Linked DNA regions of Homo sapiens: region 1 is linked to region 2. The links are chromatin contacts, found by Hi-C or POLR2A ChIA-PET in ENCODE. All regions are on one chromosome and are shown on one strand. Each heading gives the region's core, a stretch centred on a gene start or an enhancer-like site at or near the end of the contact. The rest is flanking DNA. Distances are from core to core; before and after follow the strand shown.

What was found. A loop is a pair of places that touch in the nucleus more often than their neighbours do. ChIA-PET counts read pairs that join two places held with the same protein, here RNA polymerase II (POLR2A). Pooled maps may share reads with other maps.
Region 1: a map of CD8-positive, alpha-beta T cell shows a loop between it and region 2 (5-fold over the local background). The contact joins the promoter of CSTF2 here to the promoter of XKRX in region 2. A Hi-C loop is called at or near these places in 4 of 168 maps with a recorded cell type or tissue (B cell, CD8-positive, alpha-beta T cell and naive thymus-derived CD4-positive, alpha-beta T cell), 3 of 37 single-sample maps with no recorded cell type and 13 of 50 pooled maps. POLR2A ChIA-PET finds 5 or more read pairs at or near these places in 4 of 52 experiments (Caco-2, OCI-LY7, WTC11 and 1 more).

The regions. Positions count from the first base shown.
Region 1 is chrX:100,817,861-100,821,732 of GRCh38, forward strand. It overlaps CSTF2 (cleavage stimulation factor subunit 2), which reads left to right and starts at 2,531. Exons shown (of 14, transcript NM_001325.3): 1 at 2,531-2,614; 2 at 3,667-3,745. The coding sequence starts at 2,557. RefSeq lists enhancers at 2,203-2,262, 2,273-2,322, 2,603-2,762.
Region 2 is chrX:100,927,383-100,931,353 of GRCh38, forward strand. XKRX (XK related X-linked) reads right to left here and starts at 1,535. Exons shown (of 3, transcript NM_212559.3): 1 at 588-1,535. The coding sequence starts at 922. RefSeq lists enhancers at 1-938, 2,132-2,181.

The DNA.
Region 1 (3,872 bases), core at 1,281-3,780, 110 kb before region 2:
ACACAAGAGCCATTTAAAAGCAGAGTTCTCCCCAGCTGGTCAAAAGAGAGAATCTCTGGTCAGAGATTCACAGCATAAGAAGGTTTCAATGTGCCATCACTGGCTCTGAGATGTAGAAACCCACATGTAAGGACCAAAAAGAAGCCCTTAGGAGCTAAGAGCTACAGCCCTCCAGCCAATAGCCAGCAAAGAAACAAGGACCTCGGTCCTACAACCACAGCCAACCAAATTCTGCCAACAAGAAAAATGAGCTTGGAAGCTGATTCTTCTCCCAAAGATTCCAGATAAGAGTACAACACCTTGATTTCAGCCTTGTGAGATCCTAAGCAAAGAACCCACTCATGTCCACCCAAACTTCTGACCTACAGAACTGTGAGCTAACAAATGAGTGTTGTAAGCCACTAAGTTTGTGGAAATTTGTTACACAGCAATAGAAAACTAATACAATGAGGACACAGCAAGTGCTTAATAAATGTTAGCTTTTATTATTACTAACTCATTGGGATCAGCTACACAGTTGTAAGAAGGCTAAAGTAAAAATTATTTATGCAAGGCTGGCAGTGCAACATAGCATTCAGATCCAGGGTCCATTTGGTCTAATATGGCTGATATTAAGTGTTTCTCAAGGGGAGAGACATTATTGGCATTCAGTGGGGGGAGGGGTTCATCCTGTAGAACTGCCTTGGACATGGCAGTCCATTTATCATCTCTGGCTTCTCTTCCCCTAGCAGTAGTCATTGCAACAACTGAAAATGCCACTGTACATTTCCAAAAATGCTCCTCCACAAGGGTTGAGAACTTTGAGAACTACTTTAAGGGAAATTTCATAAGAAAGCATGCGTGTCTTAAATGCTGCCATAAAGCTACCTCAATAACTACAATGCTACTCAAATTACCTGACCCTAAGAATCGCCAGTGGCACTTGTTTAAATATAACGATTCCCAAGTTCTTTCCCTGGAGTCCCATTCCATAGGGCTGGGGTGGAGCCCCAGGAATCTATACTCTTACTCAAAGACCCCAGGTTAATCTTTTGTTTATGTAAGTTTGCCAAACACTGAGTTAGAAATATACTCAGCCGTACATGCATTTAGCAAAAGTTCACCACAACGGAACAATGACACACCAAAACTCTTTGAAACTGTGCCTTCTACAGAGCTGTAAATCTCCTTTTGGACCATTCCATTACACAAGGTGTCCTCTTGGTCACACAGTGATTGCAAATGGGACTCTAGAGTCATGGAAATGGGTATACTCTTCTCAAACTTTCCATCTTTACCAGAATTACTTCTTAAAGTGATATGCTTCATGGTGTAAACTAGCACTTATTAATTTTTTCTAAATATTTATCATATTTCATATACTTTTATTTTGGAGATGGAGTTTCGCTCTTGTTGCCCAGGCTGGAGCGCAATGGCAGATCTCGGATCACCGCAACATCCATCTCCCGGGTTCAAGCGATTCTCTGGCCTCAGCCTCCTGAGCAGCTGGGATTACAGGCATGCGCCACCACGCCCGGCTAATTTTGTATTTTTAGTAGAAAAGGGGTTCTCCATGTTGGCCAGGCTGGTCTCCAACTCCCGACCTCAGGTGATGCGCCCGCCTCGGCCTCCCAAAGTGTTGGCATTACAGGCATGAGCCACCGCGCCCGGCCCATATACTTTTAATACATGTGGAATTAATAAAAACGTCCATGCCTCCAATTCCGTGGCTATTTTACCGTCTTCCTTTTTCGGACAAGTCCCTCAAAGGTAGCGCTCTTGGCTCCTTCCTTTGCTTATCCCCTAACCCTGTCCTCCTGAGGTGCCCCCTGGATTTCCTCCAACCCCGGCAGGGTCTGCCTTTCCGGGATGATACAACGACCTGCCCTGCATGCCATATCCCAGGCGCGTGGGCACCAAAGTGTGGAAAAACCGATGAATGACGTTTTCTGTTTCCGATACTCTGCCTGCCAGAATCCCCTGCCGCACCGCCCCACCACGAAGCACATGGAACCCACGGACTACACGAGGACAGAGGTCTGTTCTCCCTTTACCTCTCCCATTTCTTTAACTATGCTTCTCTCGGCTGGCATGCCCTTTCCTCATCTCACTCCACACACGAACAGGTTTAGCAAATAATATGCACGCTGCTGGGACGGGCCCAAGCATTTCCCTCCCTTGATAGGGCGGAACTAAAATGCAAGCCCCACAGTTGTCAGCAAAGGACTTCCCTGTTACCATGGTAAAGCCGCTGCGCCTTTATTGTGGTTGAGGAGTACTTGCATCAACCTAAGAGAAAATTAATAAGAAGGAAGTCTGCAGGCTGAAACCCTTCAAATTAGCCTGGACTCGCCTGCATCTGGCTCGGAACAGAGTTAATCTCAGGAGTGAGAATATAGCCCTCCGGTGGACGCAACTCGCGCCTGCGGCTAACAGAATGTCTCCAGGGGAGGGGCTCTGCGTCCGTTCCGCCCAGGCCCTTCCGGCTCACGCGCCGTACGGAAGCGTGCTCAGCGCTGGGCTTGTGCTCCGTACGGAAGTGTGCTTTGGCGCACCGGAAGCCGACTCAACAGAGCTATGGCGGGTTTGACTGTGAGAGACCCAGCGGTGGATCGTTCTCTACGTTCTGTGTTCGGTGAGAGGAATTCGTTGTAGTCAAGCTTCGGGGAGGGACTCCCCTCTGCACCTTCTATCTCATGAATCGCTACCGGAGCCGCTGACGGTTCGGACGTGCAGTTCTCCCTGCTTATCCTGTAGGGCGTCCAACCTGGTGGACTCATGAGCAAAGAGATATTCCCATTCTGCCGAGGTCTCGTAGGCTTTCCGCAATATCAGTGGGGAAGTTAGACTAGCGTTCAGCTTCTGTGCGTTTCTCCTTTCATGAGCTTCAATTATTCTCTAGAGGAGAAGGCTCACGGTAACAGCTCCTCACTGTCCCGTACTACTTCTCATCCTCTGCCCCAGAATACAGACTATATGCTGAGGGTATAGATCCTAGTGTCCACTTACTGTCCTCTCCTAAGGACTTTCATCCTTTGCTTTTTATCTGTAACATTTTAGTGCATCAATAGTGGTAGCGGCCACCTGGTGTCCTGAGATGGCTTGTAAGTGAATGAATGAATGAACTATTAAGATCTCCTCAGAGGAATTTTAAAAAGGATCGAAACGATTCTGAATTATCTTTTTGGCTGAAATAAGTTGTTTTTAAAAATACGTGTGATTATTTTAGAGTACCATTTGAAAGGGACATGACAAAGTAGTTCAGAATACTTTTTAAACATCTTTCACTACATTCATCGTCATTCTCCCTTAAATGTTGTATGTGTGGAAATACATAGGAACCTGTTTTAAAAATTATATTAAATAACATTGATATTTTTTGTAGTCACTGATGAGACTTGCAGATCTTTAGGTAAATACCAGTGCCAAAGTATTTATTTGCACCAAAGTTAAGGAAAATCTAACACGTGTCAGATCAGTCTGAGAACTAACATTTGAGAGTACCTACACATTTTGTATTTAGTTTCAGTGGTATATTTCCTTTGTTAAGAGGTCTGAAGAAATACAATGGAATTGGGATTGGAGAACACTATTTTGAGTCTTATATTTGATGATATAAGTTTACTTTCTCACTAAAGATCTATGTTATAAACTCAGAATTTTAATGTTACCTATTTTCTTCCTTAGTGGGGAACATTCCTTATGAAGCTACTGAAGAGCAGTTGAAGGACATCTTTTCTGAGGTTGGACCTGTTGTTAGTTTCAGGTGAGATCCCCTTTTCCTTCATGGTGGGAGCTTCTTAAAAATCACCACAGATTTGGCTCTTAGTAATAATGGCAGGTTTTCTTTACTGGTGACTTTTCACATACATTTTGTTCTTGTAACAGCTTTA
Region 2 (3,971 bases), core at 285-2,784:
GCTGGTCTTGAACTCCTGACCTCAGGTGATCCACCCGCCTCAGCCTCCCAAAGTGCTGGGATTACAGGCATGAGCCACCACACCCGGCCTATAAAAATTTTTTTTTAATTAACCAGGCATGGTGACACATTCCTTTGGTCCCAGCTACTTGGAGGCTGAGGTGGGAGGTTCGCTTGATCCCAGGAGATCAAGGCTGCAGTGAGCCATGATCGCACCACTGCACTGTAGCCTGGGAGGCAGAGCAAGACCTTGTCTCAGAAAAAAAAAATTTTTTAAATAAAATTACACACTCTGCAGCTATGGCCTTCATGCACAGGGTGATCACGTCTTGTTGTTCCCATTCTAGTTTACACAGGCCAAATAGCATCGTTCATTGTTTTGGAACACAAGTACATACCACATGTTCATCATGGTGGCATTTAAGATTTCAGGTAAGTTTTCTGAATGGTAGACAGGGAAGCCGAGAGTGGGAGGAAATGAGAGAATTGATTAGAGCCATAGTATCCATCTTGTAAATCTTTCATCTTTCTCTGCCCAAGTCTGGGGTGGGGTTAGGGGGGTAAGGAAAAGATTTAAAAGTTGCTCACCTGATAACAGGTCCCAAGAGGATTAGATGCATAAATAATGATAGCGGTTTATCTTTGGCTAGATCTCTGTGGACAAAAATGAGGGTCAACTGGACCATAATGGATGAAAACATAAAGAAAGAAAAGGTGTATGTCATCCAGTAAGTTTCACTATTCTTTCGATAGATTCTAACCATGTACAAAGCAGATGCAGCCTCCCCACAGTACAAAAAGGTGGAGAAAAGGATGCTAAATGGAAAAGTAAATCGGGGGTTGGCTCCACGGATGACATCTTCCTCCAGAGATGAAACCGGATCCACATTTGGCTCCTCAGGAATTTCATAAACTCTGTCCATTGTCGAGGTTCTTTCTGAATGTTGTGGTCTTGTGTTCATAGCACCCTCCCACCCATCCCCAAGAGAACCCTATGGCCGCTACAGTCCAAGTATAGGTGAGGAGAGCTCTGTCAAGTCCAGTTTGGGAACAGAGATTCACTAGTTAGAGCAAGAAACCGCTCTCTTCTAGACTCAGATTCGACTTGGAGTCTGGGATGGAAAGCCCAGGAGTACCACTTTGAACTTGACTCTTGATTGGCCCCGATTCCAATCGTCAACATACTTGCTGTGAAACTTGAACAAGACAAAAGCAAGCATCCCAGCGCCCCATCCAGAGTCCAACTCCAGGGACGTGAAGAGTCATGAGAACAGCGGCTTCCGTGGCGGCTCCTTTCGCAGCCCCTCAGGCAGGGTGTAGCCGATCTGTCGGGGGCACCGACACTCAGCAGCTCCTCACAAAGAGTCCTGACCAGTGTGTCCTCTCAAGTCAGCGGAGAGCTGAGCCAGGGCAGAAGAGCGGGCGCAGAAGAAGGAGGGCAGAAGAGGGGATTCAGTTCAGTGCCTAGGTATCCTAGCTATTGCTAGGCTGTAGCTATCAGCTGGCCCGCTCACCTGCGCGCTCTCAGGACCTTTGCCGAGTCCAGGGTTCTCAGGATAGCTCCTCGGATTCCCCCAAGCCCCGCCCCCAAGACCGCCTGGCCCGGGAGTGGAGTATTGTCACCACCCTGTCTCCGAATGCAGTGTTGAGGGACAGAAGCAGAGCGCGCTCGCTCTACAGGATGAAGAAAAGGCTGGAGGGGCTGCTTCTCCTCGGAGAAACTTTGCTAGTGAGAGGCACGATGTGCGGGGCGCCAACCTGGCTGGACGGAGGTCGCCAAACTCTTGGACGCCGTCTGCTGCCAGGGTCCTGCCTGGTCTGCGATTCCAGCTGCGAGAGGTCGGCAGCTTCAAAAACTAAGGCACCGGGACGGCGGGGGCGGGCGAGATGGGCGGGACGGCTGCGGCCAAACAAAACCAGCCGGAGAGTTCCCGGGCAGGCGGCCAGCCGAGGGATGCTCGTTGTGGAGTGGCGGGACAAAAAGGGGCTTGGGCCGCTCTTCAGAAGCACTTCTGACCACCACCTCCAGACCCAGGCAGGAGCCACAGCTTTACTCCTCCCTAGGAGCAGCAGGCCCCCACTTCTACCCCGCCCTCCCTAACTAGTTAAGTGACTTGCTTCAACACTCACTCTACCCACGCTGTTAGGCAGGTGTGTCTCCCTCCGCCGCAGGGTGGAACCTCCCTAGGTCCTATTGCCCTCCAGATAATATCATGAAGGGGGAACCTGGGAGGAATAGGGTCAGAGTTTTCGGCGGAGGGAAGATAGAACAGGATAAAGGTCAAGACTCAAGGTCAGCCCACAGACACTGAAAGCTCATATTTTATGCCTTGATTTCTCCACTTGCAAAATGAGGCCAGGATAGGAGCTTTAGAATGAACTTACAGGTCTTTGGTTGAAAGGTTATGAAGAGGTGCCAAATTCTAAACAGACTGGCAAAGAGCCAAGAGAGAGCTGTTAGTAAAAACTGAGAGGGGTGTCTTAAAGAGCTTTGAAAATTACCTGTATTCTTAAGTGTAATCCTCCCCACCTCACTGAGCTTTTGTTTTCATATCTTCATTTGCATAATTCTAAACCTCAGAGAAAAAGAGAACACATCTGCCTCCTGGTAATAATATAGATGAAGGCCAGGCACAGTGGTTCACGCCTGTAATCCCAGCACTTTGGGAGGCTGAGGCAGGCAGATCACTTGAGGTCAGGAGTTCGAAACCAGCCTGGCCAACGTGGTGAAACCCCATCTCTACTAAAAATACAAAAATCAGCTGGTCGTGGTGGTGCGTGACTGTAATCCCAGCTACTCAGGAGGCTGAGGCAGGAGAAAAACTTGAACCCGGACGGCAGAGGTTGCAGTGAGCTGAGATCACGCCACTGCACTCCAGCCTGGGCAACAGAGCAAGATTACGTCTTAATAATAATAATAATAATAATAATAATAATAATAATAATGATGATTATGTAGCAGAGCCTGTGCCAATCTCCTTTTGCTGCAGGAAGTCAGTAAAACAAATCTATGTGAGGAGTGGCCAAGTAGCAGCCACCAAAATAATGGCCTCCAGGTTGTCCTGTCATTATGTTGTTTTTTGTTTTTTTAAGGTTTCCATGATTGCTGCCTCCTTTCCCCAGGGCTGATTCAGGGACAGATTCAACATCTAAAGGTTGTCACCTTCTGAAGCAGACTCCGCATCTTGGTCTGCACCTATGCTAGCAGCTGGGCTAGGAGGCTGCTCCTTTCTCCTTTCCATTTCATGAAGGAGGTCAACACTATTGAGAACAACTTCAGAGAGTGTTCTTTTTCTTATTAGTTGGGACATTCCAACTGGGACAAGGTTCTCCACCACCAGTATATGGTGCAGAACCTCTTGGGGCTGCTCTAGGTAACTGTTCACAAGGTGAATCTCAGGCAAGGTGACCAATTAATCCCATTTCACTGGGATAGGGTGAGTTGGTCCCCCTAAACATGAGAGAGTCAGCCGGGCGCGGTAGCTCATGCCTGTAATCCCAGCATTTCGGGAGGCCAAGGTGGGTGAATGGCCTGAGATCAGGAGTTTGAGACCAGCCTGACCAACATGGTGAAATCCTGTCTCTACTAAAAATTCAAAAATTAGCTGGGCGTGGTGGTGGGCACCTGTAATCCCAGCTACTCGGGAGGCTGAGGCAGGACAACCCCTTGAACCCAGGAGGCAGAAGTTGCAGTGAGCCAAGATAGCACCATTGCACTCCAGCCTGGGTGACAAGAGTGAAACTCCATCTCAAAAAAATAAAAATTAAAAATAAAAAAAAAAAAAAACATGGGAGAGTAAAGCTAAGAAGAAGAATGTAGAATCCCAACGTTTACCTTTTAGCCTTTCCTCCTTCTTCTCCATGGCCTTGTCTCTCCCCAAATACAAAAATTTACAATGCCTTCCTACTTTGTTCCAAAATGACTCCTTCTGTCTGTCATTCAAGGCTCTATATAATCATCACACTACTTCC